2 separate regions of the Homo sapiens genome follow, and region 1 is linked to region 2. A link is a loop called in an ENCODE intact Hi-C map of the cell type or tissue named here. Cell type or tissue: heart left ventricle. All regions are shown on one strand. Links, peaks and the distances in the headings refer to the core of each region. The heading gives the core; the rest is flanking DNA. Region 1 has its middle 9.7 kb from the start of HHEX. Region 2 has its middle 68 kb from the start of HHEX.

Region 1 (2,911 bases), core at 234-2,733, 58 kb after region 2:
AGAGACCTGTGTGGTGGGTAGAGAGAACACAGGTCCACAATCCCTCACTGAAAATTCTGAAATCCAAAATCTCTGGAGTCCAGTCATGCATACTCCCTGCCCTCTTTCACCTCCAGACCTGTGTACAGGATCATCCTTCTCCGTGGAACAGGCTTCCTTTTCCTTTTCTCTGGTTGGGAGTCCCTGGCAGACTCTGCCACAGCATCTGCTGTCCATCCCTTATTGCAGCATCTCTCTCTGTCAGCTCCATTACACTCCAGTGCTACTGAGCGCCTGGACCCTAGAGACACAGGGATTATTACTCTTCTATTTATGTTATTTTATTTTTTTATTTTTTATTTTTTATTTTTTTTGAGACGGAGTCCCACTTTGTCGCCCAGGCTGGAGTGCAGTGGCTCAAGTGATTCTCCTGCCTCAGCCTCCCGAGTAGCTGGGATTACAGGCGCCTGCCACCACACTCTGCCAGTTTTTGTATTTGTTTTAGCAGAGGCGGGGTTTCACCATTTTGGCCAGGCTGGTCTTGAACTCCTGACCTCAAACCATCTGCCTGCCTCGGCTTCCCAAAGTGCTGCGATTACAGGCATGAGCCACTGTACCTGGACTATGTTATTATTATTGCTTATCTTGGCTTAAAAAAAAAAAAAACTATCCCTGGCGGGATGGGAGCAACGCATTAGGACTCCAGCAACATTTCCCTCAAACAGGATTCTCACCTCAGCTAAAAGTTGAACATTTCTATAAATTTAAAGAAAATCTTGGCCCCAATAGTGACATCTAAAGAGTAGAGATTAGTCATTTTCTATTCTAAATGGGGAAGTAAACTGAATGAAGATGAGGAATCCTAAAAGGGAAAGGGGAAAAAAGAGAAAGGGAATGAATAAGGAAGGAAAAGTGGGGAGCAGAAGAAGGATGGAAGGGCATAAACCATGAAAGAAAAACATAAACAAGATTATGAGCATATCTTACTGCGAGCGTCTGCGAGCAGCAGGGGAGGGACCCTCTGCTGTTAACTGTTTCCCGTACTTGTTCATCTAAGAAGTTGTCTTCAGAGAGAATGAGATTTTTGAATACTTAAGGTTTTTCAAAGATACCAAATTCCCCCTCCAAAATAAAAGGGAGTCTAAGGAATGCTTAGAAAATACGTTTTAAACAAACGTTTTTTAAGTGGGAAGCGGCCTCATTGGCTTTCATGTGGAAAGTCGCCTGATATTGGCAGTGACTTTTTTTTTTTTTTTTTTTTAAAGCAGCGACGCAGGAAAGTGTTCGGCCGCTCGCGGCGACGGCCGGATGCTCCAAAGTCAAGATCCTCCGCAGACAGGAAATGTCTCTGCCAGCTCCAAGGTCCCCTCGCAGCAGCCCTCTGTGTTATCCAGAGAGATTTGTGTACATCCGACTGAAGAGGTTTCCCGCCTGCAACTGCGAACCCAAGAGCTGTCTCAAAAGAAGGGAATCACTCGGGGTGTCTAGCTTTTCTGACTGACACTCGGGGCCCACGGCGTGCCAGGGACGCCGCCTCCTCTCGGGGGAGCCACGCTCCGCTCTAGGAACTGAGGGACCGGAGGCTGAGGATGCGGGTGTCCCCCGGGGCCCCAGCCAGCAAGAGAGGGGTAGAGAGTTCCATCTCCCCTGCTGCTAGCCATGCTTGTATCCACAACGGGGTGATTCTGGTTTTCCTACAGCCACATGTGAAGGGGTAGCTGCTCCTCTGTAGACCTGGGGTCTCAGATCTTTGGGTGAGTGGGAGGAGTCTCCAAAGTGCTTCTTATTTGGAGTTATCAACAATACCAAAAAATACATATCAAGGGACAAAATTAGATTAGACATATACAGAGCCCAACTGGGACTTCCTAAAACCTCTATGGACTGAAAAATAAATGTCAGTACAACCTGATTACTTTGACCACAAAATACTGAACTCCTAATCATTTATTTTTTCTTTTTCTTTTTCTCTTTTTTTTTTTTTTTTTTTTTTTTGAGATGGAGCCTCGCTCTGTCGCCCAGCTGGAGTGCAGTGGTGCAATCTTGGCTCACTGCAAGCTCTGCCTCCCAGGTTCACACCATTCTGCCTCAGCCTCCCGAGTAGCTGGGACTACAGGCGCCCGCCACCATGCCCAGCTAATTTTTTGTATTTTTAGTAGAGACGGGGTTTCACCTTGTTAGCCAGGGTGGTCTTGATCTTCTGACCTCGTGATCCGCCCGGCTCGGCCTCCCAAAGTGCTGGGATTACAGGCATGAGCCACCACGCCCAGCCTTTTTTTCTTTTTTTGAGACACAGTCTCACGCTGTCGCCCAGGCTGGAGTGCAGTGCCATGATCTCCGCTCACTGCAACCTCCGCCTCCTGGGTTCAAGCGATTCTCCTGCCTCAGCCTACTGAGTAGCTGGGATTACGGGTACGTGCCACCACGCCCAGCTAATTTTGTAGTTTTAGTAGAGACAGGGTTTCACCATGTTGGCCAGGCTTGTCCCAAACTCCTGACCTCAGGTGATCTGCCCACCTTGGTCTCCCAAAGTGCCTGGCTTGAACTCCCAATCATTTAGAAGCATCCTGGGTGATTGTTTGGTATTCACATTCTGCCCCATATTGTAAGTAGTCACATAAGTATCTCCAATCACAGATTTAAAGGATCATTGATTATTAGATCTTGAAAAAAAATCAAAATCAGGAGCTTTTGGGTTCATCAGCTTCCACATGCCAATATATCTGGAGTGGGAATTTTAGTAAGTCTCTTCTGTCCCCAGCAAAATGCGTTTTCCCCAAGTCCAAATAAGTTTTCTTGAATCCCTGTCCTGCCCCCATTAACTAAGATGAATATTCACAGTAATGAAAACCACACACACACACAAAAGCTTGTCAGAAAAGTTGAAAGAGAAAAGGTACTTTCACTATCAGAGATGGTTTCCTCTTTTCCC
Region 2 (2,911 bases), core at 281-2,780:
AAACAAATTTTTTTGCCTATCAGCTCTATAAAATTTGCTAATACTAAGGCTGATACATGTTTGGGGAAACAAGACTTTTCTGACTTTTGGGTAGATTGCAAGCTGTTACACTGGTACTCAATTTAGCAATGCATGTTAAAATTTCAAGGGTATGTACCTTTAACCCAACAATTCTACAGAAATACACATAAGCACAAAAATGTTTGCACAAGGATGTTCAGTAGTACTGTACTGTTTGTTAAACCAAAAAAAAAAAAAAAGGCTGAAATAGTCCAAAGTCTACCAATAAGAAACTGAGTAAATAAATTATAGCACATTATTCTGTGGAATAGCCACAGCCGCTCAAAATAAGAAGGTAAATCTGTATATACTGACATTTAAATCTATACAACATATACTATGAAGGAAATCACGTAAGTTTCAGAAGAGTATGTGTACATCCCATTATCTTTTTCTTTTTTATGATGCTTTTATTGTACTGAAATAAATCTTAGAACAGCATACAACAAACAAATTATCATTAGTAGCCTTAATATGAAGGTCTGAAAATTTAAACTTTATACGTTTCTGTGCATAGGGGTGTGTGTATGTGTATGTGTAAAGAAAACACATTTATTGCTATTATAATTGGAAAAAAAGAAGTTTAATCTCATCAATCTAACAGAAAGTGCTGGTCTTCACTTAGCAGTCACAGTTATCCTAAGAGGGCTGTAGGCAAATGTCCCAATTCTATTCCTAGTCAAGGGGAAGCCCAGGATACCAGAGACACACAGGGAATCTGCGTCCTGCTTAGGATTTGAGGGTGAGGTGAAACTGACCCTGTGGCCATTAAGAGGAGTCTAAGAAACAGATCTGAGTGGCTGTGGCTATTCCACACTATCATGTGCTATTATACTAAGGGCAAAAGCTGAAAAGACAGCCTAAGAGCCCATGCCAGGGACAGAGAGGCAAAATCCAATGGATGGGAACCTGTGGCACCAACCCTAAGCCAGCAGCACTGAATGGAGGTGACTGGTGTCTCCAAAGTGATTCTCTAAACAGCTGAGGCAGAGTGTGGCTCACAGGACACCTGCCACCTCACGGTCTGGATCGGAGGAAGCTATGAAGATAGCAAGCTATCAGTGAATAACTGACGTATAAAGAAGCAATAAAGTCTCTCTGGCCAAGTGAGGCAAAAAAAAAACAGCAACAAACCCTTAGGCTGATTGCAATTTTCTATGCAAAATTGTTTCAGATTTTAAAAAAGAAAAAGAAAAACCATTTACCTTCTTAAAGCATACAATTTTTTAGGTGTAACTTAAATTTCTTTCCGGTCATAGGCCTGTGAAAGTTCGCATACTTCCTGATGCAAATCATTTTTTTAAGAGTGCCTCATTCTATTCCACTGGCTCAAAGAGATTGTACAGAATCAAGCTCTCTCCCTCTTCCTTTAACACCTGCTTTTGGTAAATGAGCATCATATGAGAGACTTGCCACAAAATGATACCCCAAACTCCTGAAGAATTGAGCTGAGAGGGAGAAGTCCGCTCCACCCTTTCTCTCTCCAGAAAACTGTCTGTCCAAAGCCTCTGGGGCAGCCAGCCATATCCTAGTGCAGCAGGGCTGGGTGAGAAGTCCTTTTTAGGCAAGGCATTAAAAAGAGTTGGCTGAGCAGATCTAAAAACCCTTGGTCAACAGGGCGGAGCCAGGCCTGAGGCAGAAGTATTACTTCACAGTTGCATTGGCTTCCTGTGGCCGCCAATAGAGGCAGCATCTGGCAGAAAGCCCACCACAGAGAAGAGGGAACTCCACGGAGAAGAAAATAGTAACGAGGCCCCAAAGGTGGAAGTACAGCCTGAGAAACTTTGCCCAGCCTGGGACTGGCTGCCCTGCCAGCTAGTCTTGCTGCTCTGCAGGGCCTGGGGCGTGGTATCCCCTCAGACTTTAAAATCCTGATATCCCTCCAATGGGGAGCACTTTTTATAAGCGCTCTTCATATATTCTTTAATCTGTGTCATTTATTCCATACCATGAAGCTATGAGGCAGGTGCTATTATTAACTTCATTTTTCAGATGGGAACACTGAAACGCAGAGGTGAAATAATTGCCCCAGGACACAGGGAAGTCAAGGTTTGAAACCCCCACATGGCCAGCCCTGAAGCCCAGACTACTGAGACCGCAGCAACTGAGTTCTCAAGTGAAAATCAAGAAGATGAGGTAAGGGTTAGTGCTACCTCCAACTGACACTGTGGATTGGGGCAATCTTGCCTCCTCCCTCATAGGTAATATTTTGGGTTTTCCTTCCTTGCACATAACCAGGCAAATGACTGCAATTCTAAAAAGATACAAATATAAAAACAAGAAGTGAAACAGTGCAGACACCTGAAACCCAAAACCCAACCATTTCTGAAAGCGCGAGCTAGCGGAGCTGCCGCACAACAGAAATAGTTGTGTCCTGTTTAGATAGGCTTTGTTTTGCTACATGGCTGCGTTTGCAGTGAAGTGATATCAAGTCCTGAGGGCCCACTCCTTTGATGAGTTAAACACACAAAGGCCTACATTTTGATGTAATCTGATAGCATGTAGCTAAGTCCTAGACAAACTGCAACTGTGAGGAAGTGATAAACCCAACTTCCTGCACAAAGCTGCCTGAGATAACACTTTCCATGGACTGGAAGGAAAAAAAAAGAGAGAGAGACATGATTGCTACAGAATTTTAAAGGAACTATTCCATTCTTAATAAATAACCTCTTTTTCATGTGGTCCCAGAAAAACGAAACAAAGCTGATTGTCATCCAATGACTCTGTCGTAATTCCACATATGATTTAATTCCGATTTTACTCAGGCAAAATCGGTCACTTGAGATTCACTTGCTTTTCTCTGTTAAGGATACTACAGTTCTAACTTGAAATCTCAGTTATCTTCTTAGCC

Evidence for each region. A loop is a pair of places that touch in the nucleus more often than their neighbours do. Peaks named below come from ENCODE experiments on the same cell type or tissue, not always from the same donor. Only the 100,000 strongest peaks of a DNase experiment are listed, where the experiment ranks them.
Region 1: it touches region 2 in a loop (3-fold over the local background); 32 of 110 quality-filtered maps call a loop at or near these places.

The regions. Positions count from the first base shown.
Region 1 is chr10:92,698,171-92,701,081 of GRCh38, reverse strand. No RefSeq gene overlaps it. Among named protein-coding and RNA genes, the nearest start is that of HHEX, 9.7 kb to the right of the region's middle. In heart left ventricle, for the core only: no CTCF peak of the experiment used is centred there; a DNase peak (open chromatin) is centred at 1,381; H3K4me3 peaks cover 1,256 bases; H3K27me3 peaks cover 1,602 bases.
Region 2 is chr10:92,756,095-92,759,005 of GRCh38, reverse strand. No RefSeq gene overlaps it. Among named protein-coding and RNA genes, the nearest start is that of HHEX, 68 kb to the right of the region's middle. RefSeq lists cis regulatory regions at 1,467-1,959, 2,588-2,605, 2,122-2,803 and enhancers at 1,783-1,982, 2,524-2,668, 774-2,911. In heart left ventricle, for the core only: a CTCF peak has its summit at 1,737; a DNase peak (open chromatin) is centred at 1,735; H3K27ac peaks cover 1,528 bases.